4 separate regions of the Homo sapiens genome follow, and all the other regions are linked to region 3. Evidence: chromatin loops called from intact Hi-C (ENCODE). Cell type or tissue: PC-9. All regions are shown on one strand.

Evidence for each region. Peaks named below come from ENCODE experiments on the same cell type or tissue, not always from the same donor. Only the 100,000 strongest peaks of a DNase experiment are listed, where the experiment ranks them.
Region 1: it touches region 3 in a loop (2.1-fold over the local background); 4 of 110 quality-filtered maps call a loop at or near these places.
Region 2: a loop joins it to region 3, with 2.9 times the contacts of the local background. A loop is called at or near these places in 4 of 110 quality-filtered maps.
Region 4: a loop joins it to region 3, with 9 times the contacts of the local background. A loop is called at or near these places in 5 of 110 quality-filtered maps.

Annotation. Positions count from the first base shown.
Region 1 is chr3:12,340,698-12,348,697 of GRCh38, reverse strand. All of the region lies in intron 2 of PPARG (peroxisome proliferator activated receptor gamma), which reads right to left. Among named protein-coding and RNA genes, the nearest start is that of PPARG, 56 kb to the right of the region's middle. RefSeq lists an enhancer at 2,835-4,034. In PC-9, no CTCF peak of the experiment used is centred here; a DNase peak (open chromatin) is centred at 3,397; H3K4me3 peaks cover 1,245 bases; H3K27ac peaks cover 4,345 bases.
Region 2 is chr3:12,226,472-12,234,471 of GRCh38, reverse strand. No RefSeq gene overlaps it. Among named protein-coding and RNA genes, the nearest start is that of PPARG, 59 kb to the left of the region's middle. In PC-9, no CTCF peak of the experiment used is centred here; DNase peaks (open chromatin) are centred at 3,831 and 6,421.
Region 3 is chr3:12,284,222-12,292,221 of GRCh38, reverse strand. PPARG (peroxisome proliferator activated receptor gamma) reads right to left here and starts at 3,152. Exons shown (of 8, transcript NM_138711.6): 1 at 3,088-3,152. RefSeq lists an enhancer at 4,591-5,169. In PC-9, no CTCF peak of the experiment used is centred here; a DNase peak (open chromatin) is centred at 3,211; H3K4me3 peaks cover 5,564 bases; H3K27ac peaks cover 5,411 bases.
Region 4 is chr3:12,402,257-12,410,256 of GRCh38, reverse strand. It overlaps PPARG (peroxisome proliferator activated receptor gamma), which reads right to left. Exons shown (of 8, transcript NM_138711.6): 6 at 4,176-4,375. Among named protein-coding and RNA genes, the nearest start is that of TSEN2, 78 kb to the left of the region's middle. RefSeq lists enhancers at 4,079-4,658, 3,555-4,754. In PC-9, no CTCF peak of the experiment used is centred here; a DNase peak (open chromatin) is centred at 4,346; H3K4me3 peaks cover 850 bases; H3K27ac peaks cover 4,915 bases.

The DNA.
Region 1 (8,000 bases), 56 kb before region 3:
GACCACTTTCCTTATGCACTATGTACTCCTTCTGTTGAGGGATGTAAGGTTCTGTGCAATGTAGAGGTTGAGAAGAGGGCCATCTCTCCTAGGACTTTGGAGACAGAAGGGTATGGATGTGACTTTGAGTACACCACCACATCCTCAGCAGGAGAAAGAATGGGGATAATGAGGAATGATTCTATAATGAGGAGGATGAAAACTTAACTCTACCCCAGTTCATGATATTTGAAAAAATTGACCGCTTGGTATTAGAGAAAGCTACTCTTCAACATTTAGTCTTCAATATTACTTCACAGAACCTGTCTTTGGCTACAAGAATCTGAATATTACTCAGCCATAAAAACTCTTCACACTTTGGTACTTTTAGGAGAAGGCAATTCAACCAATAAAAGCTGTGAATGATTCAATAACAAAAAGTAAGAAAAGGTCTAAAAATCTATAGTTAATAAAATCATGGTATTGAACCTATATAAAGTTATTTTTAGCATTACTTGGTGTTGGGATGACTTACATAAAATATTCCCATAATATAGAATATTAAATACTTTGGAGCCTGCATTATTCTTGAAAGCTAATGAAAACTTCACTCTTTTTTTGCTATAAATTTGGAATTTATTCTCTAGAATGAATATGAATTTTTAAAATTGCTTAAATAGCTTTTTCTTTTGTGTGAAATAAGCTATGTTAGTATTGGTATAAAATTGTATGTACAGTATTTTTTTCTTTTGCTATAACCTCATTTAAAAATCTGCTTCATTTAATGCTGTAAGTGCTACTAACATTTATGCTAGCTTCTAAAAGGTTAAGCATTTAGATCTCATTGCATCCCTAGAACCTAGCAGAGTCCCTGGTTGGCATTAAAACACACATATTGTTTTTGTTGATGATGAGAGTAATGAAAGAACAGCACATCCATATCACATGTATCATTCAAGAAGGAGTTTAGAGACCTAACGAACTGATAATAGCATCCATTTTCTTCTTGTTTCAATAAGATGTAAATTTCTGGATGATGCTCCCACGGAAGCCAGATAATTGCTAACAACCAGAATGACCAGCCAAGCTCACTTCTCCCCCTACCCAAAAGAATGGCTGCCTTTTCCTAGTGCAATTCAGATTGGCTTGGAACTTTATTTTCAAGTGGTGGTTGCATCAGTTCAGGGTTTCTTCATAGTCCCAGGGGAGAGACAACATGAGAGAAATGCTGGGCCAATGGGACACTCCTTTGAGAAGAACAAATAATCCTGTATCCTGGATGTAAATTTCACCACAACCATCACAACAAGCCGGATAGTCCCATAAAAGCAGACAAAGGAAGGTCAATGTTCAATGTATCTGTGCCCCTTTTGGAAAATTTTTTAAATTAAAAAAATTTTTGACCGGGGTCTTGCTATGTTGCCCAGGCTAGTCTCCAACTCCTGGGCTCAAGTGACCCCCCTGCCTCAGCCTCCAGAGCAGCTAGGATTTCAGTTGCTCGCCACCACACTCAGCTGTGTCTTTTTTTTTTTGAGACAGGGTCTCACTCTGTCCCTCAGGCTGGAGTGCAGTGGCACAATCTAGGCTCATTGCAACCTACCTCCACCTCCCAGATTCAAGAAATTCTCCTGCCTCAGTCTCTCGTGTATCATTTTTTTGAAAGGCAAATCCATTCTTCTTTAACCAAAAACTGTAATTTTGTTCAGATTTTCAAAAGTAATATATTTTATGGACATAATTATATTAAACAATTATATTATTTTGATTTAAAGGAAAATAATGCTGCTAGGTGCAATGGCTCACACCTGCAATCCCAGCACTTTGGGTGGCTAAGGCAAGAGGATCCCTTGAGCCCAGGAGTTGGAGACCAGCCTGGGCAACAGAGTGAGACCCTGCCTCTATAAAAAAATAAAATAATTGGCCAGGCATGGTGGCATGTACCTGTAGTGTCAGCTACTTGAGAGGCTGAGGCAGGAGGGATGCTTGAGCCCAGGAGACCGAGGCTGCAGTGAGCTGTAATCGCATCACTGCACTCTAGCCTGGGTGACAGAGTGAGACCCTGTCTTAAAAAAAAAGAAGCCAATAACTCCAGTAAATGTATCTTTGGTATCAAAAAAAAAAAGGTCTTCTTAACTCAGAAGCAGTAGAAAAGAACACTGACATTGGAGCCAGAAAGCCTAGGTTTTACGTTTTTGTCTTGGCTCAGCCACAAACCTACTGTGTCAACTCTTTGGGTCCACATTTCTCATCTCTAGAATCAGAAAAAGCCCTTTCCACAAAACAGAATAATCCTTAAGGTCTTTTTGAGTTTTAATGTTGAGATACTGAATAATATGACTGTAATTCATTTATTTAAAATTTAATGGAAATTCTCCATATTGCATACTTATTCATGTTCTGATCCTGAGTTACTATTTCCTTTTCATACTTGACTCATACCTAGGTGACAGTATAAAAGGCACTTTCATCTGAAAAAATAGTGTCTGATGATAAATTAAAAGTCTCAAAAGGAAAAAACCAACTGAAAACTTCCTTTTCTGCCCAGCTTCAAAAGTTAACTTCCCTCTAATACCTGAAAAAGAGACTAACCTGTTTAACCACTTTCTAGGGATCAACTAAACACTTTTGAAATTACTGTAACTTTGAACCAAAGACGTCCCACCTAAACTATGTTAACTTGTCGTTGCATGTAATATCTGAAATTCTCTAGTAAGCTGTTTTCTAGCATAGTAAAATACCATGAACTATATTATCAACTGACACATTTTCATGTTGTGGGAAACCTAAACCTCTAAAACATGTATCTTTTTCAGTTTTCAGATTTTATCAATGAATTTTTCAAGATCAGTTATATGGAGATTTATTGGGTAGCACATCCTGTCACTGGTGAAGCACAGTGGGAATTCACAAAGGTTCTACAGCAAGCGTAGAGCCGCGGAGCTGCACTCAGTTTCAGCTGGTGTCACTTACCAGTTCTGTGACTGTACTAAAGGAAATTTACGTACTGTTGAAATCACGGGCTCACGAAACTTAATAGGAGGGAGATTAGCATATTCCAACTCTTAATTTTTGATATAAGGAAAATGGGTTCCAGAGGAATGAAATGATTTGCCCAAAGCATGACCTAGATAAATTAGCAGCAGAGTTTGAGCTAGAAACCAGGTTTCTTGATTCCCAGTCCAAAGCTCCAAACGATGCTCTATCTCATTAAAATGATGCAGTAAGACGTTCAAATCAGTTCTTCAGGTCAATGATCCTTAATGCCAACAGTCATGGTGGAAGTCATCAGCATGAAAGCATTTTTCTATGATGAATCACTTAATGTGGAGGAATTACCTATGAAAATGTCATCATTCACCACAGGGTTTAGATATGGTGCTCTCTACAAAGTAAGTACTCAATTATGACTCGGTAATTAAAATTTGATAATATTTGAACATCAGTTCACGGAGTCATTTTGCTGACGAATGTTCTCTTGCCTCATTCACAGATTCTTCATGAGTCATCCCAGCATTCTGGGGTTCTTCTGGTATGATGTTTTTGTTTCTATTGACAAAGTTCCTTGCTCTTAAGAAAATGATAACATTACTATTTGAAAATTTCTACTTTGAGGTAACAATACTCTAAAAAAAAACACCTTGGATCTGTATAGTGTTTTTATTTCGTTTGAAACTCACAACAATGCTGGGAGGTTATTCAAAGCAAAAGAAGAAAATAATAACAACTATTGAATAGGGTTTCAATGTGGAACCAGATAATAGTTTTTGGCAGTAAAGCTTTGAGTAATTTGTCTTTATTCAAAATGAACAAAGAGTCAAACAGACCTGGGTTTGCATTCAAGCCTTGTCACATCTCTGTTTTCTTATCTTTTCGGAGTTGTGAGAATTAGAGATGATTTAAATAAATCAGCGTCTGGAACAGAGTAGGCTTTCAAAATTATATTATGAATTCTTATAATCAAATATTTAAATCTTACATGACACTTTAATAAAGCAATAAGAGCAGTCATCAAGCAACACTCTTATCGCTCTTATGTTAACAGGAGCTACATAAATACGCTTCAGGAAGAGACGGTATATAGAGTATGGAATCTTCAAAAGCAAGTACAAATTTTTAAAGTTCACTTAGCGGAAGTAGACATATTTTCTTCACACCAACAAATAGATATTTGACTGAAAATAAAATGTAACTGTGAAATCAGTACATAATAAACTTAATTTTGATGGCAATTAAACCACAGGCAACACAGAGTATATTTTATGTTTATTTTCCGGTAAGATTCATCAGTCCATTAATAGTAGATGGTTCAGTCTAAAAGTTTGTCTCTAACAATCTTTATTAGACACATTATAAATTCTTTCCCAATCTAGAACTTTACATTTGAACTTATAGAATATATCTTAAAGCAGCATTAGTAAAAGTAAGAAGACTTGAAAATATAAACTAGCTTTAAGTAAGATTCAGATTCCACATTTATTGAGTGCCTACGCTGTCAGGGGCTGTGCTAAGTCTTTTAAAATAAAAATTTGTCTAGACTTTATAAAAATTCTGTGAGATTGGCTGGGCGTGGTGGCTCACACCTGTAATCCCAGGACTTTGGGAAGCCGAGGTGGGTGGATCACCTGAGGTCAGGAGTTTGAGACCAGCCTGGCCAACATGGCGAAACCCTGTCTCTACCAAAAATACAAAAATGAGCTGGGTGTGATGGCACATGCTTGTATTCCCAGGTACTCAGGAGGCTGAGGCACGATAAGTACTTGAACTTGGGAGGCAGAGGTTGTAGTGAGCCGAGTTTGCCCCACTGCACTCCAGCCTGGGTGATAGAGCAAGATTCTGTCTCAAAAAAAAAAAAAAAAATTCGGTGAGATTGAATGGTAGCCCCATTTCACAAAAAGGAAACAAGCTCAGAAAGAATGAGGGTGATGTTATGATTAGATAATGGGCTGCTAAATACCGAGCAATACAGTTAAGTATCACATAACTAGGGATAGAATAATATAAATAAGACTGAGCATCAATTCTCAAGCCATTTTCCTACTTTTAGTAAAGAGGATAAGACAAGCACAATGCACTCTAATATACGAGTAGGTGGTTTGAGAGAAGTGCAAACAATCATGACCATTACTAGAGTAATTTCTGTTGAGCTATGTATTCTGCCTCTACTGCAGTACTCGCCACTGACTTGAGGCCCTCAACCCTGCGAAGTCATTTATTATCACCATTTTACAGATAAAGAAATTGAGTTTTGAGATCACATAGCTAATAAGAGGCAGAGAAGGGATTTAAACCAGATGCAATGGAGTGCGAAAGATATTCAGAGATGAACAGAGCCCTTCTGACTGTGCATGGAGATGGAAGGAATCCAAAAAGCCTTCAGGAAAGAGAGGAAATCTGAGATGAGCCTGAAAGACAGAGAAGCTTTGGATGGCAGGAACAAGGAAAGGGAACAGAGTGAAGAAAGGCAAGACTCAACCAAGAGAGAAGAGTGAGAATGAACTTGGGGAATGAGAATCCATGGTATTGGGCACCTGTGGGACGTTTTGGGATAGAAATTTCCAAGGGCTACTAGGCAGTGATTTAGATCAACACAGGGGAGCCAAAAACAACAAACGTGTCTTAGACCTACTGTTTCAGGCTGGCAGAGTTCTGTGTGCACATCATTAAATAATACTGTACGTGTGTAGGATAGGATAAAAGAAATCTCTTTAGTAAAGATACTGAATTTCAAATGAAGTACAATACAGTTTACATATGTTAAATCTTTGTATTTGAAAGCTTGGTGGTTTTTAAAGATACTAGAGTGTTTTCTAGTCTTTATATCTTCTTTCCTCCAAGGAAACATTTTCATTTTCCTTGAAGGAAAGAATACACTGCTGCTTTTCTATCTGAAAAGGTAGGGGTTTTTTTGTTTAAAAAAAAAAAACCACCTTTCATTATTATAGAACCAATCCGCGTTCATTGTTAAAAATTAGAAAATACAGACTGGTAAAAACAAAATGATTATACTTCCACTACCAGATATAACCAATGTTGAACTCTTAAAGTTTATGCATCTGGGTCTTTTTCTGGGCATATGTATGATCATATGTATATACAGATACATAAGCACATACACATATACACATACATACAGCATGTGTATTTTTTAATCAAAATGAGATATGGTACTTCCTGGTAGTCCTCTGCTTTTTCAAGTCAATAATCTCCATCTTTTCATTTAATTACATTTTCATTTCAAACAATACCCAGCCCATAGTCACATTTCCCCAGCTGACCCCAAATGTTCTTTATAGTTGGTTTGCTCCAACCCTAATCTAATCCAGTATGATGAAATGCATTTGGCTGTATGTTCCTAAGCTGTTTTAAATCTAGCATGACTACTCCTTCCCCTTAATTTTAAGGCCACTGACTAATTGAAGAGGTCAGGCCAGTTATCAGATAGAATGTCTCAACCTCTGAATTTGTCTGGTTGTTTTCTTGTTGTATCATTTAGCTTGATTCTCCATCCCCTGTGTTTCTTATAAACTGGACACTATATCCAAGGATTTCTGGATTCAAGTTAAACATTTTAGGCTTGAATATACCATAGGGGATGTGTACTTCCTATTCCATCACATCAGAAGGCAAAATATATGACTGACCATCAGCCATGGTAAAATCTACCACTAAGTTAGAATGGTGATATGTCTCATCTCTCCATTGTACAGTTACTTTTTCTCCTTCAATTAGACAGTCATCAGTGCAATGTTACTTTGGTATTACAAGGATGTTCAGTTTCATTAATCATTCACCTAAAGGTGTAACAAACTTTATCATCTTTTCCTGAATCAATACTTGGAGTTTATGAAATGTTTTTCTAATTCCACCACTCTTTCCACATTTATTAGTAGGAAATTTTTTTTCTTTTTTTGAGACAGGGTCTTGCTCTGTTACCCAGGCTGGAGTGCAGCAGCGCGATCATAGCTCACCGCAACCTCTGACTCCCAGGCTCAAGCGATCCTCCTACCTCAGCCTCCTGAGTAGCTGAGACCACAGGCGCGTGCCACAATGCCCAACTAACTTTTGTATGTTTTTGTAGAGATGGGGTTTCACCATGTTGCCAAGGCTGGTGTTGAATTTCTGGGATCAAGTGATCTGTCCACCTTGGCCTCCCAAAGTTCTGGGATTACAGGCATGAGCCACTGTACCCAGACAGCAGGCATTTTTCTATAAGGAAGATCTTTCCTTCAGCAACTAAAGCCATGTAATTACCCTGAAATACAGTTCCTACAAGAAAGGAAGACTGCTTGTTTAATTTGTTCTCTTTTATTAAAAAGGTAAATATCTTCAACACCAAACATTCCTAGGCACATCTCTTTCCTCTGTTCATTGAATGTTCACATCATAAAACACTTACATATCTAAGTTTTTCTTTTTCAGCTATTTTTAGAGAATTTTATTTCAAATTCATCTTTCTCCATTTTCCTTGGCCCTATGGACAGTTAACGGGACACCCATCCCATGGTTCTTCAAATATCTAATCTTTTTTTTTTTTTTGAGACGGAGTCTCGCTCTGTTGCCCAGGCTGGAGTGCAGTGGCGTGATCTCAGCTCACTGCAACCTCCACCTCCCAGGTTCAAGCGATTCTTCTGCCTCAGCCTCCCAAGTAGCTGGGACTACAGGCATGTGCCACCATGCCTGGCTAATTTTTGCATTTTTAGTAGACACTAGGTTTCACCATATTGGCCAGACTGGTCTTGAACTCCTGACCTTGTGATCCGCCCGCCTTGGCCTCCCAAAGTGCTGGGATTATAGGTGTGAGCCACCACGCCCAGCCATCTAATCCTTTTTATTGCATATACAAAACCACTTACCAACCCCTAATAATATAACTTATGCTTTGGTTTTACCCGATGATTTCCACCAACAGATTTTCAGTGTTTAGCAGGTAGTTATTCCTAAATTACAGGGCATAGTTAGAATACAAACTTAACTGGTTCTTCCAAAGTTATGTTGTATGTCTGCATAGCTTTAGGAAAAGA
Region 2 (8,000 bases), 58 kb after region 3:
GGTCATGTGAGTTGTATCACCCACTACAATGCAAATAGTCCCTGAGAGATTAACACATGAAAATAAGTCATCATCTTTCCATATTGCTCCGGTATCATTTCTGTAGTCTAATTCTATTTTTAGCATGACCATCGCCTGAGAGCCAATTAGAATCGTGTGTAGGAGAGGTGGTGATGTGATTGCGGGGTAGGGTGCTTGGAGATGGAGGGAGGGAAGGAGATGGTGCAGGAACTAAGTAGAGAAGGCTGTGCAAAGAAAGGGCAGCTGGCCTGAGAAGATGGAGAGCCTGTGGGCTGAGCACAGTGAGAACCCCTTGCCTGCCCAGGAGCTGCACAAGGGATCCTGAAATAAATTTCATCTTCACACTTGTGTTTAGTTCTGCTCCTTGGCTACCTAGAGAGTAGAAAGTATGGCAGAGCTGTTTGGCTTTGGTGATGGTCAGCCCTGGGGAGGAAGAGAATGAAGAACCAGAAGAAGGTGTTGGCCTCCCACGAGGTGTGTGAGTAGAAATTGGGATTAGGAATCTGATCGTAGAGGAGGGACTTCTGGTGTGAACAGCAGTGTGATTTTGGTGAACAGATGGGTACGTGTGGTGAGTGGAAGTGAGAATCAGAGCAGAAGTCTGGATGTGGGGAGGGGGCAGCGATGGGAGCTCCGTGGCTGCAAAAAGCTGGATGCATCTTTGCTTTTCCCTCTCTCTCTTTGGTATTCTGCCCCTTTTTTCCTCTCATCATTTTGTGTGTGTGTGTGTGTGTGTGTGTGTGTGTTTTGTCTCCCATACTTTCCCTATCTCTCTCTCTCTCTCTCTCTTTCTCTCTCTCTCTTATTTATTTATTTTAGAGATAGGGTCTCACTCTGTTGCCCATGCTAGAGGGCAGTGGTGTGATGACAGCTCACTGTAGCCTCAAATTCCTGGGCTCAATGGATCCTCCCATCTCAGTCTCCTGAGTAGCTGGGACTACAGGCACACATCACCACGCCTGGCTAATTTTCTAATTTTTTGTAGAGACAGGGTCTCTCTATGTTGTCCAGGCTGGTCTCAAACTCCAGGCTGGTCTCAAAACTACTGGGCTCAAGTGATCCTCCCACCTTGGCCTCTGAAGGATTATAGGTGTGAGCCACTGCACCCAGCCGTTATTTATTATTTATTTGTTTGTTTGTTTGTTTGTTTTAATTGTGGCAAAAAACTACCTAACATAAAACTTACCCTCTTAGCCATTTCTAAGAATCCAGTCCAGTAATGTTAAGTATATTCATACTGTTGTGTGACCACGCAAAACTCTTTTCATCTTGCAAAACTGAAACTCTGCTCCCATTAAACAACTCCCTATTTCTCACTCGTCCAGCCCCTGGCAGCCACCATTTACTTTCTGTTTCTACGAATGTGACTACATAAGAAACCTCATATAAGTGGATTCCTACAGTATTTGTTCCTTCATGACAGGTTTATTCCATTTGACACAGGACTATCAATAGTGTAGCATGTGTCAGACACTCACTCCTTTTTAAGGCTGAGTAACATCCCACTGTAAGAGAGACCACATCTTGCTTTATCCACTCATCTGTCAATGAACAGGTGGGTTGCACCCATTTCTTGACTACTGTGCATGCTTTCTGAAACTGAAGCCTATTAAAAATTATTTATGTACTAAATAAATCACCAGATCACCAGGAGAAAGGAGGAAGCATAGGATATGGGAATCAGGTTAGCAGCTTGGTATCCAGTATGATCTTGGACAAGTTAATTCATCTCTCCGAGCCTCTGTTGAGGGATTTGGTTTAAATGAACTAGGCAAATGTCCTTCTTCTATCATCTATGATTTCTTGTTTCTCTTCTTAAGTTTAAAGCAGGAGAGTTAAACTGTTATCTCAAATTAAGTAGATTGTTCCTCTTTGTATGAGAATATTTTTGATATTTTTCCCTTTGAGTAAATGGTCCTATATGAGAAACGCCCTCTACTTCTGAGTCTCTTTTGAGTCATTTATATTTTCAAACCCCCTTTGAGTCATTTACTTGTACTTTTACATATTAATGAATTTAATAAATTTTCTGCAGATAAGCCCTAAGATAGTCTCTTTTAAACTTTAGCCTCAATCAAATGCTTTTAATGCACAAATATTCATTGAGCACTTATATATGTTCAAAATTACATTAGTCACCATGGAGAATTAAAGAAAAAAAAAAACAAGAGTACTAGACAACCAAGAGTAAACTGCTCTTCTGAAGCTCAAAGCCTAATCCACTGTGTCTTCAGGTTTGGGGGGATTCTTGATTTTTAAATTTCCTTTTTTTATTCAAACTTACACTTGGATTTTATCTTCATTACTACTTCTAAAATTAATGACTCCTATGGTATTTCTTTGGGCTTCCTTCCCCATCAGAACAAGCCAGTTGTTCATAAGCTAACACTCTTGCATGCGTGGTGAGATACAGAGCATTCTGTCCCACCCATTAAGGCACGCCATGAAGAATTAGAAACAAAACTATCAAATTAGTTAAAAAACAGAACAGGTTGAGTCTGTGTGCAAGCAGTCTTAAAGAATCAAGACACTCTGGAAAGATGAAGGATTGATTGATGAGCAACATACTCAAAGTCTATCAAAGACAGATTTTAGCAAAAGGACGCCGGGACTAGGGAGAATCCAATAGAGCTTGAAAATGAAAGACTTGACCAATTAAAGAAATGTGCTCCTAAAGTCCCCAGAAGAGGCCCAGCCTGTGAGTATAGTATAAAATAAGAGTTTGATGGATGAACATACCAGGGCTGAAAGATGATTCACACAGATCGAAGAGCCTCCTTGCATGTGGTTTGGTAGTTGCCATTACACATGTCTATCTCAGCTGCACACAGTCCCCCTGGAGCCAGAGGAGCTCATGTTAAAAGTGTTGCTATGGGCTGAATTGCATTACCCACCCCCCAAAATGCCTATGTCGAAGTCCTACCCCCTAGTACTTCGGAATGTGGCTGTATTTGGAGATAGGGCCTTTAGAGGAGTGATTAAATTAAAATGAGGTCATTCCGGCAGGGCCTAATCTGATATTACTGGTGTCCTTCTATGAACAGGAAATTTGGACACAGACAGCTACAGAGGGAAGACCACGTGAGGACACAGGGAGAAGGTGGCCGTCTACAAGCCAAGGAGAGAGACTGCAGGAGAAACCAACCCTGCCAACACCCTGATCTCGAACTTCCAGCCTCGAGAACTGTGAGACAATCAATTGTTGTTGTTTTAGCCACCCAGCCTGTGGTACTTTCTTATAGAAGCCCTCACAAACTAATACAATTGCAACATACACCTTTATTTATTTAGCAAACACTTATATAGAGCTTACTATGTGTCAGACACACTTCTAAGCACTTTACAAATATAATTTAATCCTCGTAGCAACTCTGCGAGGTAGGGACTACTATTGTTCCCCTTTTAAGGATGAGGAAACCACAGCACAAAGAGGTTCAGTAATTTGTCGCTGTCTCCTACTTAGCATTAATAAGTGAAGGAGCTGGGATTGGAACCTGGGTGGTCTGACTCGAGTCCACTGAATCCCACCCTACACATTCTCTGTTGCGTTGTCTCCTGGGATTTAACTAGGGGCTCCAAGGTACAGGCTAAAACTTGTCTCCATGGTTATAAGTGTGTGTGAGTTTTTAAAAACCTAACACCACAGGGTCCCTTACTGCCAGGTGGATTGAAATCACATTTCATAATGTTTTTCTAGATGTTTAAGCCTCATATCAAGGGAAACAATCCAGGATTCCTGCAAAATATCTGCCGGTCCTTCATGAGAGGCCTCTGCAGGCCTGGATGAACAATTCTCATTTCTTACCTAGCAACATTCCACAGAGGTACGACAGGGTGATATTGTCTCCTGTTAACAACACAGATAACTTCTTCTAGTTATGCAGACCTTGAGGAATGGCACTAGAGGCAGCGTTCTGCAGCCACACAACACGGCATGGAGTCCAAGGACTTTTCTTTCTGCATCCTTGTCTGCAAACAGACTGCCAACCAACCCATGTGCAGATGCTTGATTTCAAAGTGTGAAAAAAAAAATCTTTCTGCAAAATCAACCAGAGAAGCCAAACTTAATTAATAAACATTCTAGAACATGAGTAACTGGCGCTGGGTTCAGAGGGGTAGGACTCACTGCAGGGAAAGAGGGAACCCTTTATCCTTGGCCAGGAAATGCAAGGGCTTTGAAGCTTGGTGTTGTCTTAAGTGGTATTTTCCACGAGGAGCACCAGAGCTGGGCCGCAGTTCAGTGGGGAGAGTTCATTCCTTTCTAATTATTAAATGGAAGGAAAGTACACATGTCCAACCTGCTGAACATGCCACTTCAACCTTGCCCGCACCGGGCCGCAAACCTTCCCACACCCTGCCCTTTAGAGTTTCAGGTTTAAGGCTTTGTTTGCAGTTGTTCTCTGCTCAGAGTCATATGTATGGGAGCCAGAAACACACCTCTTTCCTTTTTCCCGTTGCAGCTGACTCACTTGTAGCTTTTTATGGAGGTGACGGAGAGAGACCAGGGAGGGCATGAGAGGCCAAGATGGCGCCAGCGCAAGTTTGGACTTTAGTGAATCAACATTCTTAGTGATTGAGAGACAGAGCTGAGGGAGGGGCTTCTTGTGGCGCATACACTCAGCAGCCTTTCCACTTTCCTCAAGAGCTGATGCTGGACCCCACATTACCCAGGGACCATCTTGATAGAAGGTCAGCAGCAGAACCTGCTGCAATCGTGACCAACGAAATAAAGCCCAAAGTACACTCAACAAAAGCGGGGCAGTGACAGGCCACCTTCCCTACGCCATTTCCCCTCATGTCCAGTCAAAAGCTCAGCTTCCTTAAAACGATCTATGTGGTTTTCTATCTTGTTCTAATAGGAAGCCTTGCACTTTTTTTCTCCCCTGCATTATCTCGGGTATTTCTAAGCAGGCCGCAGTCCCAAGATTTCCACTGCAGAGAAACACTAAGCAAGCTTGTTGGCAGTGTCCTTTTGTTCTGGGAGCCAGCTCTGCCCCAGGTGTTCTAATGTTGACATGTGCTGCAGGGAGCCGACTTAGAACATCTGAGAACAAAAGGAGAAAAACATTATGAAACGTGATTTCTACCTGGATATGCCAGATAGGAAGGAAACATCTCTGTAAGAAAGCAGGTCTCAGCCTGAATCCCAGTGCCCTAGGGAAGAATGCCAGGAGGTTAGTGGCGGTGATGGTGGTGGTGGGGGCTAGTGCAGAATGAGGCTCAAGAATTTTTAAATGAGGCCACCTGGCTCCAGACAGGCAGCAGGACACTAAAATACCTGCAGTACCTTAGGTATCAGCACCCACCAAACCCCTGGGAAGGATGTGGGTCATTTTGGCACAGTCCATTCACCTCTGGCAAATACAAGAAGCCACGTCAGATTCACCCACACCAGACACAGGAGAACACTTCTTAAGAAGCCAGTTCAGAACATTCCAGGAGAAGCCAGGGAAAGATTTTTATAACTCAGATCTTTGTAGATCTGTGATATCTTTGGAGATGTTGCTGCAGAATGGAGTTGTGATCAAGGCTGGGTTTGGCTTTTTCTCTGGGTAGTTTAACCCAAAGGGAAGGCTTTGGAGAAGTCTGGTTCTTCTTGCTCTCTTCACCCCGTCCCCAACCCCCTCCATTAAACTGAAGTTCTTTATCACTCCCTTTAGGAGATATGAAAACACAGCAGGTAGCTTTATGCTCCTTCAGGTCCTCCCAACTCGAATAGCAACATTGCTAGTTTATCATTTCCAGCTAAGTCAGGCAATACCTGCTATGCAGGATTTCCAGGCAAAATAATTTACTGCAAGAAACTGTCAATTGCTTGTCTGCCTTGGTGACTCCAAAGAGATTGACAAAGACCAGAGATATGAAAGGGAAATATTTGTGAAATAGAATCCCCCAGCTTGGCACCACTCTTATCTTTTTTGAGTAATTCTAAGACGCTTATTCACGTCGAAAGCTCACCCTGATGGCCCTCCCTGATGAATATTTGTATAATTGGATATTCATTTGTTACTTATTTAATTAACCAATTTGTTTAGATGGAACCCAAGTTTATGGGAAGTGAACCAATTTGCATGTACTTTTTGGTCAGAAAAAGAGGTTCATCCTACCACAAAGCGAGGCTAAAATTCACACAGAGATGTATGTTATGTGAGGCATTTTATAAAAGGAACGTGCACATGTCCTAACAATTATTTTAGTACATTGGGTTCACCTGCAGCAGATCAAATGGTCTCATCAAGCTTAAAAAAAAAAAAACTATTGATGAAAGTGCCTAAACATTTTCTCACCCAAGCTAAATTGCGTTGGTCAAATTTTGCTGATGGATTGCATAACCGAATTAGGAACTGGGAATGCCAGAAACCCACTTGAGGTTGACAGAGCAATGAAGTTAAAATAACTGTGGTCACCAAAGTACTGAGTCAAGAAAATTCTCTTGGTTCATGGAGTGATTTGGAGAGAAAGTAAAAGGAATTCAGTGGTTATGTGGCAGAGTACCAAGCTTTCTGAATCAAGAGACCTAGCTTCAAGTTCCAGCTTTTGTCACTATTACCCAGCTCTGTGACTCTGGGGAATTCACTTCTCCTCTCCGGGCTTCATCTGTGGTATCAGGGACTTAGATCAGGTGATCTCTAAGATCCCTTCGACGACAGATAGTCTGTGAAATGAGTTACATTAGTTTAGAGTGTGCTTGTTTTGATCAGTGATACTTTTTTTGCTCATAAGTGATTTAACTAAATTAACATTTGCACTACATTGGAACACTAAAGTTTTTTCCAATGCTTTTTCTAATCCCTGAATGTAACTTGGTTAACCAGGCTACTTCAGTATTTTAGGACTAGAAACTTCCAGGTGGAACTAATGCAGTAGAGAGATTATCAGAGCGAACTGTCAAAATACTAGGATGGAGACCTTACGTCAAAGCAAAGAATGAAGGTATACAACACTTGTCTAAATTTTTGCAGCAAGAATATCAGAGCAACGGAATCTGAAGAAGGCCAAGACAGGAAAATGTGTGTTCATAAACATTTTTTTCTTTTGGAGCATAAACTTTGGTATAAAAGAAGAAAGAAAACAGAAGACAGTCAAAATAAACATTTCTAACATTTAAAAAATAAAATTATAAGAAAAATTCCGGACACTTCATAGGCTAGAAGCAAAGACATAAAACCTCTTCAATAAAGGCCATGCAGTACAGCCTGCATGGAGAAACCCCACCTCTGCAAAAAATGCAAAAATAAATTAGCTGGGTGTGGTGGTGTGCACCTGTAGTCCTAGCTACTTGGGAGGCTGAGGTGGGAGGATCGCTTCAGCCAGGGGATCAAGTCTGCGGTGAGCTGAGATGGTGCCACTGCACTCCAGCCTGGGCAACAGAGTGAGACCTGTCTCAAAATAATAATAATGATAATAATGCAGTAAATGTTAGTCTATAGTCTATAATCTATAATCTATGTTTGGAAACCTGATTTTCATGATCTCAACTAGTAAACTATAAAATCTTCACTCGAAGGAATTCTCTAGAAAATACGGAAATCAAGAAGTGGAAGTAGAAGAAGATCAAGGCAGAGGTCCTCACTCAGTGTCTTCAATAGGTTCTTGGAAATTGCAACTTTAAGCAAAACAACGTATAATAAAACCAATTTTTAAAATTTTATTTATTTTTTATTGAGGTAAAAATATATATGTTTACTATCTTTACCATTTTTGAGTGCACAGTTCAGTGGTAATAAATACATTTATTTTCTTTTTTCCCTTCCATTCCGCCTTGCTTCCTCCTACCCTTCCTGGCCTCTGGTAACCACTATTCTACTCTCTACCTTCATGAGAGCTACTTTTTAGCTTTCATATATGAGTGAGAACATTCAGTGTTTGTCTTTCTGTGCTTGACTAATTTCATTTAACATAACGGCCTCCAGTTCCATCCATATTGCTGCAAATGACAGCATTTAATTCTTTTTTTATGGCTGAATAATATTCTATTG
Region 3 (8,000 bases):
TTACTATGCTGATTTTTGTCCAAAGTCATCAGGGAATGGAAAATACAATTTTAAATTGAATGATAATAAAATATTCCCAGAAACAGTTTATAAATTGATCACCACATGAGAAGCATCATCTTCAATCTTAACAATCTCAAAGTTATTGAGGTTTGAACTACAGTGAACTATTAACATTGGTAAAAGAGTTAGCTATGACATAGATATTCATGAAGGTTCTTTTCAGAATATCAGCTCAATTAAATTCAGGGTCATGGTCACATCATTTAAAGTACATGGGTTTGCTCATAAAGCCTTAAAATCATAGCAAAAGAGCAAGCAATAATAACTGCAACACTTTCTCCGTTTCAAAGATGACAAAATTGAGAGAAAGGATAAGGTACTTGCCTAAGCCATAATAATTGAAACAGTTGAAAATGTAAACAGTCATACTCTGAATGAAATTCTCGGCATTAAAATATTGATGTGTACTTATTGTTGAAGAGAAATTTTAAAAATATGTAAATCTGTTTTTACAAAATAATTTAAACATATACTATTATTGATGACAGATATTATCTAAACATCTACAAAAGTTTTCCCCAAAACATGGCCTATTGCATCTGAATAGATTTTATCCCAAGAACCTACTTTAAGTGCATTAAATAAAATTTAAAACATGACATTTTAGTTAAATAACAGCTTTAAAACATATACTATATTACTCCCCCAATCTACCTCTGTATTTTGAGAAAACGCAAACAGTAAGTAAGAACTTCCAAGAAGATTTCAAATAATCTTAAATCTAAATTTTTGATTTAGAACGCTATGAAACTAACTGAAGTTGATACGCTGGGGATATCTACACTTGCAAGATGGTTGTTCACAACTCTTACTATTCTTTTGTGGAGTCAAATTAGATCCGTTTCAAAGGACCTTTGTAAGCAATTAAAATCACTGCGCTTTTTGTTGCTTTGGGATATTAAGAGAGAGTAAGCAAAGTGGAGATCTACCAGGAAAAATAAGCAAATTAGAAATTCAGTTGTGGGGGGTGCATATGTTTACGCTTACACACTAGTGACTTCACCAAGTTTTCTCTATTAGTGAGTTTTTAAAAATCCTCTACAGCTAATATTTATTTAGTGGAATCCTATGAGACCAAAAACTTCTTCCAGTACATTTGCCACACCTAATGACATACTGTATTTCCAAGTCCAAGTGACAACGAATCCAGCAGAAAGACACCCACAATTAGAATGACCAACTCTGTCCTATGCATTGGGAATATATAGATGCTAGGAAAGAAGTGAAAGTGTGGGCCAGAATGTGTGAAACATTCAGAAAATGTCATTTTAACATATTTTCCTACTTCATGAAAGCCTCTTGTTATTAATAACGATTTTATAACCTGAAAACTAAATGAAATGTATTATTAATACTTGTATATGTTCCACGGTTGTGCCTTTTACACAGCTTTCATGCACATAATTATCTTGATAATTAAGGTTAGTGGCTAACATCCTTATTGTCAGAAAATTACAGAAGAAAAAAGTATTTGTTTATATTTATATAACACTGATTAAAAACAATTCACTACGACCATTAGTAATCCACTTCTAATTCATATTCCTCATGTCACACCTTTTCTCTTGTACACATTTTAAATGTCATAGGAATTTAGAAATATTGCAATTTAAAGCATAATCTAGAATTTTTTTAAAAGTAGTTCTGAAACATACAAAAAAATGAACATTTAGGAAACTAGTCCTTCAAAGAAAATATTATATTTTATCATTAAAAATATCAATCGCAAAAATATTTTCAAAGCACTTAAGTTCAATAAAGAATATGAGGCCGGTGGACATTTTAGTTTTAATTTTAAAAAGAAATTATATTCTTTTTAATGTAAAGAAATGAGAAAACGACATCCAAAAAGTCTTCAGCCTGGGATTCTACAAAACTTTATACCTCACTGATGCCATGGTTTTACAGCAGTTATTGTTTAAGAACTAGAAACAAACTTGTAAATATGAAAAAAGTTTTTGATTTTAAAAAAAACCATCATTAGTGTTTCTCTTTTCCTTCAAGTGAGTTTTAAAAGACTGAGATGGCCACCAGTTGATTCAAAGATCTCTTAAGACATAATTATTAGCAAGTTAACTATCAAATATCATATAATTTAAATCAGGGAGAAAAATTATGTGAAGTACACAAGAAGACAAAAATGGACAGTTTTGTAATACACTTCACTTTTTGGCTGAGACATTACCTTTAAAGTTTCGTATATTAAAGTGAATATTCAAATACACTTTATTTGGAATCAAATAAAGTGTATTTGATTCCAAAGTGAATCTGATTGAAAATATACTACACAAAACTTACTTTAAAACTTGAACAGAATGTTTTGATATATTACTCCAAATGCTAACTGGTAGCATCTATGAGTGTCTTCTGTCAAACTCCCCTAGGAGTGAAAGGTATTTCTTTAAGAGAAAAGCCACAGTGAATGTCCATGCCAGTCCCTATACCAGAAAGGTTTTCTAAATCATCTAGCACCATCAGTTGGTTCTGTTCTCAGTCAGCAATCGATCACTTAGCAATAGACAGAAAGACTGCCATAAAATACCTGAAACCTGTCGAAGATTTGCCCAGGTCCTTTTAAAGAGTTAAGTTATTCATTGTTCTCTTAATAAATCCAGTTAACAATTTGTCTCACGAATGACAGAAACAGTTGGGGTTAAAATAATGTACTTCAAAATCAGAGGTTTTCCAGGAATAGGTATTATACAACTCAGTTTATCATTGTCTGGTTTTATATCCAAATGATAATTTACACAAATAAACTTTACATTTTGTCCCTAATCTTGCAAGGAAAAGAAGAAAAATTTTAGTTTCTTCATGGCAGACGACTATTTTTGACTTGATTTCTTTTATAACAATGACACTATTTTTACAACCGTTAGCCTATGACCCAAGTGAATTGGATTCTTCTTATAAAACAAGAGCACTGCAAAAAAAAATGATATAAGGATAATACAATAATTTTGCAAATTTCGGACCTATCACCAACACATTCCAACAAAATGCAATGAGAGTGAGCCAACTCACCTAAGGAAAGGGAATTAAGCAGAATGCAGAAATGCAGGCTTCTGGTCACCAGCAGAGGTTAAGGCCCCTTCCTTACCTACCACTGACCTTATATAAAAGCCGCAGCTCGGTTACTCCCCGTTTCTGACTCCTTACCTTAGGCTCCTCCCTAAACACCGAGGCGTAAAGTACCACGACTACACACCCACCTTCCACCAAGGGACCTGAGATTTCTGTTAACCTCTGCTGCCTCTACCCCCCTCAGTTAGGCTCCCAGGAGGAGTGGTCAGCGCCTGGCACTTGCAGGAGCCCACAAAGCAGCGACTTCGCCTTTCCAGCCCCCCGGGGTGCGGCTGGGGGTCCTGGCTGCGCGCTCCATCCGCGGAGGCACGGAGGCACCCAGTCCCCGTCCCCAGCCCCTCCGCCGGGCGTAGGGCCAGCACAACGCGTCAGGGCACAGGGCCTGGCCAGCTACAAGCGCGCCCCTCGCTGAACGGTCCCCCGGTCCCCAAGCGGCGGTCGCCCCTGGGCTCTGGACAGCGAACGGGACCTCCTCCTCAGCAGGGGTGCCGCGCGGCCTCAGGACGGACGCACGCGGATCTTCGCTTCCCCGGGTCCAGACACCCTGCTCCAAAGTTCCCCCGGAGCGGCTCCCGACGCTTGCGCACCTCCGCCGGGGACGCGGAGGTCCCCGTGTCCCCGGCTCCGCGCCCACCCGGCGCTCTCCCGAGGGGGGCTGTCCTGGAAGCCGGGACGCACCGGCTCGCGTCCACTCGAGTCGGCACCGGCCGCGGCTCTCTGTGCCCGCGCCCTCCGCCCCTAGTGCGCGCTCCGGTAGACGCGACCCTCAGCCCGGGTGCCCTCAGCCCAAGACCCCTTCACCCGGTCACCCGTGAGCCGCCCGCCCGCGACCCGTCAGTCCGGGTCCTGCCGGACCATGACCCTGCCTCAGCCCCGGACCCCTCAGCCGAGACCCCCTTCTCCCCAGCTCTCATCCGTCTGGGACCCCGTCAGTTCCCGTTTCCTCGGCCCTAGCCCCCAGACCCTCGGCCCCAGCCCTCCGCGCCCCCTCCCTGAGCACTCCCCGCCCAGCCAGCAGCCGGTTCCCGAGCGCCGCGGGCACCCGTACTCTGACCTGCGGCCACGGCGGCGTGGCGCCCCTCTCCGGTGTCCTCGAGGCCGACCCAAGCGCCCCAGGCGGCGGCTGCGGCTCGGGCTCGGGCTCCGAGTGCGCTGGGCCCCGCCTGCCCGCGGCGGAGCCGGGTCGGGCCGAGCCGGGCCCGGCGCGGGGGCGGGCGCGGGCGCCGGCTGGGGGTGGGGGTGGGGGTGGGGGTGGGGGCGGGGGCGGGGGCGGGGGCGGGGGCGGCGGCGCGCGACTGGGAGGGAGCGGCCCGGGCTCGGCCGCCGCCCGCGCACAGTAGGGCCCACGGCGGGAGCCACCGGCTTTCCCGCGTCCACTCTCTGCCCCGCGGCAGGCTACCTGGTGTCGTTTGCTCCTCGCCACCACCGCTGGGAGGCGGCCCAGAGAGGGTCCCATTTCCGAGGAGGGATCCGAAGTTTAGGGGGATGCCCCCGGCCAGGGCCGGTCTGGGGAGACCGAGGTGTGGGGCTCCCTCTCGGCCAGAGTGGCTTGCCCTTCACACGGCGATCGGCCAGGCCGTCTTCCCAAGATGTTCTTTCCAGTGACATTTTAAAAGAAAATTTAATTAAAGCATATTTCGGGTCCCTTGGTTTTCTCTTCTGATCGGTGGTGCTGCACACTTTCAGAGTTCCTTGCGTTTGTAAGTTACATGGTTATTCACAAGTCACTGACTTTTAATCATTAAAAACATTTCTTAAACTCATTAACAGAATTTCTTAAATTTCTTAGCAGTGTTTCTGACACCGAGGGACTCAGACAACATGGGTGGGGACGGAGTGGGGACGTGAGGCACGAGAAACAGTTTCTCATGTGTTGGGTAGACAGTGACCTTTTCTTTTCCTGCCACGCTGTCCATCGTGACCTGTCCAAAGTGGGTTGGCAGGTGCGCGTTCAGAAAGCCGCTGGTCTCCTGGACTTGAGGCCCCTCTTTCCCTTTTTCCAGTCTTATTTCTGGAGCATACTGTTCTGGGCCTGATCCTCTTTGGGGAGGCAGCGATGCCTGAGGCCCCCCACTTCAGGAAGCTTATGGACTGTATGCTGGGGTGCTCTGCATTTCTTCCTAGCTTCATTGTGGTTATTGCCCCTCTGGTACAGAAGGTCCTCGTTTGTGGTTGAAGCAAAGTTTTGCGAGGATGGGTATCACAAGGGAAAATATTCAGCGCTTAAATCAACATAATCATGTCCTTCCTCCACAGCCCCTAAGATAAGAAGCTGAGAGCCACGGATCTTACAGGGACTGACCACTGAAAGACCATTTATTGGCCTGTGATTTAGGTAGTCAGGTTGACCCGGATCCACAGTCTCCACTCAGGCGGAAGTGCTCCGTGCGTCCTACTTCTTGTTAATTCCAGAGTTCCAATCTGCTTTTTTTTTTTCTTTCTTCCTTTCTTTTCTTTCTTTCTTCCATGAGACAGGGTGTTGCTGTGTCGCCCAGGCTGGAGTGCTGTGGCGCAATCACGGCTCACTTCAGCCTCGACTTCCCGGGCTCAAGGAATCCTCCCACCCCAGGCTCCCAAGTAGCTGGGACTACAGGTGCACACCACCATGCCTGGCTAATTTTTTTTTTTAATTTTAATTGTTTAGTAGAGACTGTGTCTTGACATGTTGCCTAGACTAGTCTGAAACTCCTGGGCTCAAGTGATCCTCCTGCCTCAGCTTTCCAAAGTGCTGGGATTATAGGCACCAGCCACTGCGCCTAGCCTGCTTTTTAAAATCACAGCTTTATTGAGGAATAATTAATATAATCTAAAATGTAAATACCATAGAAGTAAAATGTACAATTCAGGCCGGGTATGGCAGCTCACGCCTGTAATCCCAGCACTTTGGGAGGCCGAGGCAGGTGGATCACTTGAGGCCGGGAGTTCAAGACCAGCCTGGCCAACATGGTGAAACTCCATCTCTACTAAGAAATACAAAAATTAGCTGGGCGTGGTGGCACGTGCCTGTAATCTCAGCTACTCGGGGGGCTGAGGCAGTAGAATCGCTTGACCCTGGGAGGCAGAGGTTACAAGCCGAGATTGCGCCACTGCACTTCAGCCCCAGAGCAAGACTCCATCTCAAAAATAAATAAATAAAATGTACAGTTCAATGAGTTTTAGTTTATTGACAGAGTTGTGCCATCATCACCAAATCTACCCTTAGAACATTTTCATCACTCCAAAAAGGAACCCCCTCTCCATTAACAGTCATTCCACCAACTCTAGATAGAGATATTCTTTCTCTATAGATTTACCTATTCTGGACAATTCATATAAATAGAATCATAGAATATGAAGTCCTTTGTGACTTTCTTCTTTCACTTAGCATAGTATTTGTGAGGCTCATCCATGTTATAGCTTATATTAATATTTCATTCCTTTTTATGGTCAATATTCCATTATACACATATACCACATTTTGTTTATTCATCCCATGAATTGATGAATATTTAGGTTGTTTCTACTTTTATGGGCTATTATGAATAATGCTGCTGTGAGCATTCATGTACAAGGTTACTTGTGGACATATATTTTTATTTCTCTTGAGTATATACCTAGGGACAGAACTGCAGGATCATAAGGTAACTCGGTGTTTTTGAGGAACTGCCAGTCTGTTTTCCAAAGTGGGCACACCATTTTACAATCCCACCAGCAATGTGTCAGGGTTCCAGTTTTTCCACATCCTTGTCAACACTTGTTATAGTCTTTTTTATTTTAGCCAACCTAAAGGGTATGAAGTGATATCTCATGGGGTTTTGTTTGTTTGTTTGTTTTGAGACAAGGTATTGCTCTCTCACCCAGGCTGGAGTGCAGTGGTGCAATCATAGTTCACTGCAGCCTCGAATTCCTGGGCTAAAGCAATCCTCCCACCTCAGCCTCCCAAGTGGCTGGGACAACAGGTGCATGCCACCACACCAGCTAATTTTTGTATTCTTTTGTAGAGATGGGATCTCACTATGTTGCCCGAGCCGGTGTCTCATGGTTTTGATTTGCATTGCCTTGGTGACTATCCCGTTGAGCATCTTTTCATGTGTTCATTGGCCATTTATCTTTTTTGAAGAAAGTCTGCTTAAATCCTTTCCCTGTTTTTAAATTGGATTATTTTTCTTTCTATTGTTGAGTTGTGAGAGTTATTTATTTATATAGTCTATATCCGAGTCTCTTATCAGATACATGATTTGCCAATATATTATTCCAGGCTGTAAGTTGTCTTTTTACATTTTAAAATAATTATTTATTTATTTATTTATTTATTATTTATTTATTTATTTAAAGACGAGGTCTTGCTATGTTGCCTAGGCTGGTCTTGAACTTTAGGGCTCAAGTGATCCTCCTGCCTCAGCCTTCTGAATAGCTGGAATTACAGGCAGATGCCACCATGCTTGGTTCTTTTTACTTTCTTGATGTTGTCATTTGAGTTTTTAATTTTGATGAAGTCCAGTTTACCTGTTTTTTCTTTTGGTGTCGTGTCAGTGACTAACCCAAAGTCATGAAATTTGCTCCTAATGTTTATTTTAAGAGTTTTATAGGTTTAGTTCTTACCTTTAGGTTTTAAATTCATGTTGAGTTAAATTTTGTATATGATGTGAGATGGGGGCCAATCTGTTTTTTTGGTCGGAAAATTCCCATAATTCAACAACAGTGACTAAGGGGAACCCCACAACAGTGAATTCGTAAGTGGTGCAAAACTTTAGAGTTGAGCTGAATATTTTCTAAATTCCCTCTGGATCAAAAATTTTGTGATTTTTTTTTTTAAGGAGACTTATGGGTAGTGAAGTGTATAAATGTAAGAGGTTAAGTAATGTAAACTGAAA
Region 4 (8,000 bases), 120 kb before region 3:
GCATGGTTTTCAGAGCGCACAAAGATCTCTTAAATAAGGGGCCTTGGCTGGAGCAAGCCACTGAAAGGGAAATAGGTTGTGGGGACAGTCAGTTCCATCCTATTGAGGGCGGTTGAAAGGTCTACTGCTCCTAAAATTTCTTGTCCGGCAATCTATAGCTGACGATTCCATATCCCATCTTTTCCCAGCCCTAAGCCTAAAATTCCCAAGCATACTCTTATTTAGGCAAAACAATGAAAAGTAGGGCATCATACACCAAGGATATGATGTTAAAGTTGGTAGAAGGGGAGCAGGGGAATTTAATTTATCCATTTTGAAAGGTGCAAGTGGCCCTAGGGAATAAGATACAGGAGAAGGAAGATTAGTTGGGGAGGGGAAGGAGTCCTGGTCTGCCTAGAGGCAAATGCTGAGCGGGCAGGGCGCATTCTACAATAGGCAATGGTGAAATTGAGCAGTAAGATACATTTAAAGAATGGCCTCTTCAATCAAGTCATTTCCTTTTCCAAAGGTTCTGGGTAATTGGTCACCCACTATTCTGAGTAGCCTCCCCCAGCCTTGGCCTAACCAACACTAATGACATCAGTCTCAAGCAGGGTGTATAAGAAATGCAAATTGCTCTGCTGCACAGCCATAGCCACTTTTATATACCTCCCACCCTCTCAAGAGTCCATATTTCTGCAAAACTTTTCCTATCAATGCAAATCTTAACTTTCATGAGTCCTGGCCAAGAGATAACATAATACCCCTGAGATAGATGCTATCAAATGAGTAACATGACCATGTAGATAAAGAACAAATCTCTAGTCTCGTTGGAAATCACATTTTGGTTTTTTTTTTTCCTTTCCCATATTCCTCTCTGAACTGTTTCTTTCCACTAGTGCTTAATTTGATTTTGCAAGATAAGGAGAAGAGAGGGTGCCAAACAATTGTAGTTTAGTTTTGTGTCATCAGTGAATGGATTATTTTAATTTGGCCCAGTCTCTCTTTTTCCAGACCCTGCCTGAATCCAGATCATCAATGATGTCCAGTTTGGTAAGCAAATATTGGGCTAGAGGCCCTCTGTTGAAAGTCCAGAATTTCAAAGGGCATAGGCAACTGTGTTTAATTCAATTAAGCAAATATAGTCTGAGTAACTATTAGGGGCAAGACACAGTCCTAGTTACTGGAAGAAAATGACAAACGCTTGGCCTCTGAACTTGAAAAGCCCATAATCAAGCATTTCGCAGCCCTCTCCTTTAAATAGCTTAATACCTGTTTATTCCATAAAGAACCTCCTTATTTTTTAACTCAAAGATTTAGAGCCAAGGAGTCAACTGGAGTGAGGTATCTTGAGGGTGTCCTCCAGTAACACAGATAAGAGCACGTTGCACACCAGTAGTGTAATTTTAAGTTCTTGACCACCGAGGCTTTTTTTTTATCAGTCTTTTGCCTGACTTTCTGGTACTATTAAGTTGACAGGATTTCTAATAAGGATTGCAGGTATGAATTAGAGGATGAAAAGAAGGTGAGAAAGCAGTTGATGAAAACTAACCATGGCTGGTGGCTCACACCTGTAATACCAGCTCTTTGGGAGGCTGAGGTGGGAGGACGGCTTGAGCCCCGAGTTCAAGGCCAGCCTGACCAATATAAGAAGACACTCCCACCTGGGCAACAAAGCAAGACCCCACCTCAAAAAAAAAAAAAAAAAAAGAAAAGAAAAGAAAAGAAAACTAACCAAAACTGTAGATAGTTTGCTTTAGGGCTCTTTCCTTTTCAGCAATCCTTTTAATTTTTTCTTCCTGGATATGAATGGCTTATTTTCTGTAGTCCAATCAGCTACGCAGAGGTCTTCATTTATTTTTGATTTGCTATGGCCAATTTTATCATTGAACGAATGAGCTTTATAAACACCAGTGTTGTGCAGTCCTGTGCATGTAAAAGCCAGCAGTCCTAGTCAAGGACTTTTGTAATTTGAAAAGAACAGAACAGCACAAAAATTTTCCAATTGTGAATATGTTGGGATAGCAGATGAGGTGAAGAATTCCTACTGTTCTAAAAATTGAGAAAAAACAATCATGGAAAGTTTTCTCAGACCGAAGCTTTCTTAGTGTATTATGTCTCCCTGGCTTACTACCAGCAAGTGGGAAAGACTAGCTTCCTAAAGTACTATGCTACTGAGGGGCTAGCATGCTACGAATGCTCTGAACTAGAGGCCAGAAAACCTGCATTATAGTCCCAGGTCTTCTACCCACTTGCTGTGGGGTCTTAGGGCAAAATGTTTAACCTCTCTGGACTTTATTTTCCTCATCTCTAAAATAAAGAGGATAATAATAGCAGTAGTCAGGTGCATGTGGCTCGAACCTAACAAATGTGCAAGGTTTTTTTTATACTGTAAAGAATTGAATCCAGGTATATTATTGTTGAGGTATCAAAGACCTATTTTCAAATCAGAAAACTCATTGTCCTTATTACCATATGGCTTTATGCCATAAGTTTCCTTTTTCTATTAACTGATTCTACTCTTACTAGTTTAGCTAAACAGAAGAACTACCATCTTGAGATAGTCATCAAAATACATGAAAGGTTAATGAGATTTTCCTAACAATATATCTGAATAGGGGAAAAGTTACACATATCTATCAAGTCATTGCATAGCTCTCTGGGAGGTGTTCATGTGAAAATAAATGACTGCATAGAAGGGCTTTCCATGGCTGGGACGGTGTCTTCTCAGTGTGTTCTGCAGTTCTTACAGCCCTGGGAGCGTTGTGCAGACATCAGAATCAAAGCCAAACCCTGTCATTAAAAACTGAGCTACAAAGCCGGGCGCGGTGGCTCATGCCTGTAATCCCAGCACTTTGGGAGGCAGAGGCGGGCAGATCACGAGGTCAGGAGATCAAGACCATCCTGGCCAACATGGTGAAAACCCATCTCTACTAAAAATACAAAAAAATTAGCTGGGCATGGTGGCATGCGCCTGCAATCCCAGCTACTCGGGAGGCTGACGCAGGAGAATTGCTTGAACCAGGGAGGTGGAGGTTGCAGTGAGCCGAGATCACGCCACTGCATTCCAGCCTGGCAACAGAGCAAGACTCTGTCTCAAAACAACAACAACAACAACAACAACAAACTGAGGTACAGAGACATGATCCAGGTCATCCAAGCTGATGGCAGAATTGGGACTAGAATTCAGGTACAATTTTATTCTATAATTCCATGTTGTTTTCTCAGTTTCCAGTCAGAGAAGAGCTCTGCTGCTTGGAAAACCTAACTCAGTAACAATTACAACCCATTCTGGGTTTTCTAAACAGTGCTGCTCAATGAGTGAACAGATGTTGGAGAGTCCACTGAAGTAGTCCAGGCAGCTCAGAGCCTTGCAGAAGATAAAATTCACATATGTAATAAAAGGATAGAGCTTCTAGTTGCCCCGGAATAATCAAGAATGCTACAAGGAAAGAAAGGTAACATAATATCTAGAATCTATTTTTATGCCTCATGTTGAACTTCTTAAGAGGTAACTCTAGACCAGCCTGATCAACAAGGTGAAACCCCGTCTCTACTAAAAATACAAAGATTAGCCAGGCATGGTCGTGCACACCTGTAATCCCAGCTACTCGGGATGCTGAGGCATGATAATCGCTTTAACCTGGGAGGCGGAGGTTGCGGTGAGCCGAGATTGTGCCACTGCACTCCAGCCTGGGCGACAAAGTGAGACGACATCTCAAAAAAAAAAAAAAAAAAAAAAAAAGAGGTAACTCTGGTAGTTCTCCTGAAAGGTGAAATAGTGGGATTCAATACCTTTTCTAAACCTAGGTCGGGTTCTTCCCAGAGGAAAGCAAGGCTGCTTGAATGAATATTGCTGTGGCCAGTTATTTTGATGCCGAGAAAGGAGATGGATCCTAAAAGAGGGTGATAGGCTCAGGGGGCTTAAGTTCATTCATTAAAGTTAGGATGACCAATACATTGTTACACTATTCTCAAAAACTTTATGGACTTTTCTCCCTTTTCAAAATAATGTTGACTTGTGCTATCTGAAAACACTTCCTGCGTTTCAGACTCAGCCTGCAATATGTTAACAGCCAACAGTTGAACAATATTCTGTGTGTGCATTTGTAGCGCAGTAAACCATTTACTCAAAGAAACAAAAACCCAAAACAACTTCCCGCCTCCCCCAATGAAGACAGCAGAAGAGAACTAACTGATTTGTCTGTTGTCTTTCCTGTCAAGATCGCCCTCGCCTTTGCTTTGGTCAGCGGGAAGGACTTTATGTATGAGTCATACAAATGTTTTGCCAGGGCCCGGAGGTCAGCGGACTCTGGATTCAGCTGGTCGATATCACTGGAGATCTCCGCCAACAGCTTCTCCTTCTCGGCCTGTGGCATCCGCCCAAACCTGATGGCTATAGAGGAAGAGGAATGACAGGATGAATCATTGGATTACTACTGCTCTGAACACACACTGTGCTCTCCCAGCCCTCGTTCCCACACAGTAGAAGCCCTCCTCCTCCACTGCTCTTGAGTCCTGGTTTCTGTCTACCACTTTGCTCATGTTTTTATTTCACAAAAGTAGCACAGACCATCAGTAAAAATTAAACCGTTAACTTTCATTTTTAAAAGTTAATGCATACTCCTGCTGAGAAAGTGAAAGAATTCGAGTTTAGCAAAGGGAGGGAAGTATGTCGACTTAAACGTGAAATAATTGAGAACCAACTCCTACTCATCCCTCAAGACCCAATTCAAAGGTCACCTTCTTTGTATCCCCAGCACTTGACCTAAGGTCAGGCACTAGAAGGATCAACACGTTTCACGAATTAAAATACGAAACTGTGCAGAATTCAAAGTTGTACAGACATAGGCTTTGTTCTCAGGGAGTTTATAAGATTTGTTTGTCTCTGTTAAAAAGAAATATGGATGGTGCTTTATCACATTTTACTAGTCCAGAGAGCACTTTTACATGTAGCGGAGAGAAGCCATAGTTATCTCCCGACTCTCCAGAGTTACCACTTAATGATGTTTGTCAGAAAGACAAACTGGCTGCCTGTAGGGTGAGGAAGTGTCAAAGAAGATAATGAAAGAAAGAAAAGCAACAAGGAAAATGTAAGAGGGGTTAGTGGGGACTAGTTTGGGGAAAAAATAAACTGTAACTTTTCAACTCAGATATGTTTTCTTTCCTTCTTACCAATATGTTCAGCAAAATATTATTTTGAATCATGTTCCTTTGGGAACACACTTTGGGTTCTATGTTTCCCATAATAAGGGTACCTGGCCATCATGTCCACTGTTCCCCATGCATACATAGCTCTGTTCTTACACTCACGATGTGGTATCACAGCCATGCGTTTTTATGGTGATCGGCTTCACTAGACTATATGCTCCTCGAGCGCAGAGACTGTCATATTTGTTTATGTCTCTAGCAAGACTCTGTCTCTGCTGAATCCCAGAACAAAGAGATTTTTATTTTATTTTATTTTATATTTTGAGATGGAGTCTTGCTCTGTCGCCCAGGCTGGAGTGCAGTGGCACAATCCCAGCTCACTGCAACCTCCACCTCCTGGGTTCAAGCGATTCTCCTGCCTCAGCCTCTGAGTAGCTGGGATTACAAGGGGTGGGCCACCATGCCTGGCTCAGTTTTGTATTTTTAGTAGAGACAGGGTTTTACCACGTTGTCCAGGTGGGTCTCAAACTCCTGACCTCAAGTGATTCACCCACCTCAGCCTCCCAAAGTGTTGGGGTTACAGGCATGAGCCACTGTGCCCAGCCAGAGATAGTTATTTTATATGTTATTATGCTAAGGGTAGCATTTCTACCATGAGACATGACAGCACACGACAACTTTCCCATCTGAGTACTCTGTGAATATTACCTTGGATTTTCCCAAGAAGAAACTGACATGTACCCTTGAGTCTCAAATTCATAAATTCATTTCCATTGACCCTAAATAAATTTTATCGCTGACTAATACAACTATTGTTTGGTAGGGGCCTCCTTAGAGACCAGACTTGGGTGTTAGAGGGGAAGAAAATCTTACCTCTCAGTTGGGATTCCTTTAAATTGAATTAGCCTATATTTAGATACTTTTAGTGAATATATCCTTGGTACATGGCCTCTTCATATAGAAACCTTTAAACTAGGAGGTTTTGGTCAAAAATCCTGTTCCCTACTCACTCTTCCCCATTTTCTTTCTGTGTTGTTCCATGGGGCTGGGGTATGGTTGTTCATATTTTTATCTACTGGTGACCCCAGCCCCTGGTGCTAGGCTTGTCTGGGTCCCTCAGGATATGACCTTATCTCACAGCACTGATCACAGGAATTAATCTATAATGTTTTCTTTCCTCCCTTGCCATATAATCTCCACAAAGGCAGGAATCTTGTTCATTATTGTATCCTCAGCACTTAGTACAATTTCTGGCACATATTAAGTCCTTGTCTACTGTATTTTGAAATACAATGGAAAGAAAACCCCAGATAGCATATTCCTTCAAAATCCTCTGTGACCTCCTGACCACTTTGCTCAGATAGAATTCCTTATGCAGTTGGCCCTCCATACCCGCAGGTTCCACATCTGCAGATTCAACCAACTGTGGATTGAAAATATTTGGAAAAAAGAACCAATAAAAAATAATATGGGCTGGGTGTGGTAGCTCACACCTGTAATCCCAGAACTTTGGGAGGCCAAAGTGAAAGGATTGCCTGAGGCCAGGAATTTGAGAGCAGCCTGGGCAACATAGAGAGACCCTGTCTGTACAAAAATAAAAATAAAAATAAATAGCTGGGCGTGGTGGTGTGCGCCTCTAATCCCAGCTACTCAGGAGGCTGAGGTGGAAGGATCCCTTGAGCCCAGGAGTTTGAGGCTGCAGTGAGTCGTGATAGAGCCACTACACTTTAGCCTGGGTGACAGCAAGACTCTGTCTCTAAAATAAATAAATAAAACAATGATAAAAAATAAGACAAATAAAAAAATACAGTATAACAACTTTTTTTTTTTTTTTGAGACAGGGTCTCGTTCTGTCACCCAGGCTGGAGTGCAGTGGCACAATCATGGCTCACTGCAGCCTCGACCTCCTGGGTTCAAGCGATTCTCCCACCTCAGCCTCCTGCGTAGCTAGGACTACAGGTGTGTGCCACCACGCCTGGCTAATTTTTAATTTTTTTGTAGAGACAGGGTTTCACCATGTTGCCCAGGCTGGTCTCGAACTCCTGGGCTCAAGGGATCCTCCTGCCTCCACCTCCCAAAGAGATGGGATTACAGGCATGAGCCATGACACCTGGCCATAGGAACTATTTATACAGTATTTATACTGTATTAGATATTATAAGTCATCTAGAGATGATCTAAAGTATACAGGAGGGTATGTGTAGGTTACATGCAAATACTATGCCATTTTATATCAGAGACTTGCACATTTAGGAATTTTGGTATCTGAGTGGGTCCTGGAGCCAATCCCAGGGAATAAGGAGGGATGGCTGTACTACATTCATTTCTTGTTCACCAGTAGTTCCTAATTGAGGAGTGCGGAGGGTAGGGGAGGCAGAGCCTATCAGAGTCACTCGGTAACTTCTGACATTATATGTCTTCCACGGGACATTTTGATGGGCCATCCATCCACTCAATTAGGAGTATATAAAAAACCTGGGGTTTGGGACAGTTTATAAAAAGCTTCCTAAATGCTGGGCTCCTGTTGTATGCATACATTAGCTCATGTATTAAACTGTTACTATACTATGATGTTGGTTTATATCAGTTATTCTACTCGAATATAAATTATATGAGTAACATGTTTTCTCATCTTTGTTCCTAGGTGTAACAAAATACACATAGTAGGTTAACAATAAATGTTTGATGGATTAAACTCCAAAGTATCAGGTTTAAAAACAGACAGAAAATGAGACACTATGTCCATTAGGAAGTTTGGGAAAATGATCATGAGAAAAGCACTAAGTAAGAAGGCGTATTAAAAGAAGAAGGCATTCTGGTGTAAAACTCAGAGAAAACCAGTTATCCTATAACAAAATAGAGGTGACTAG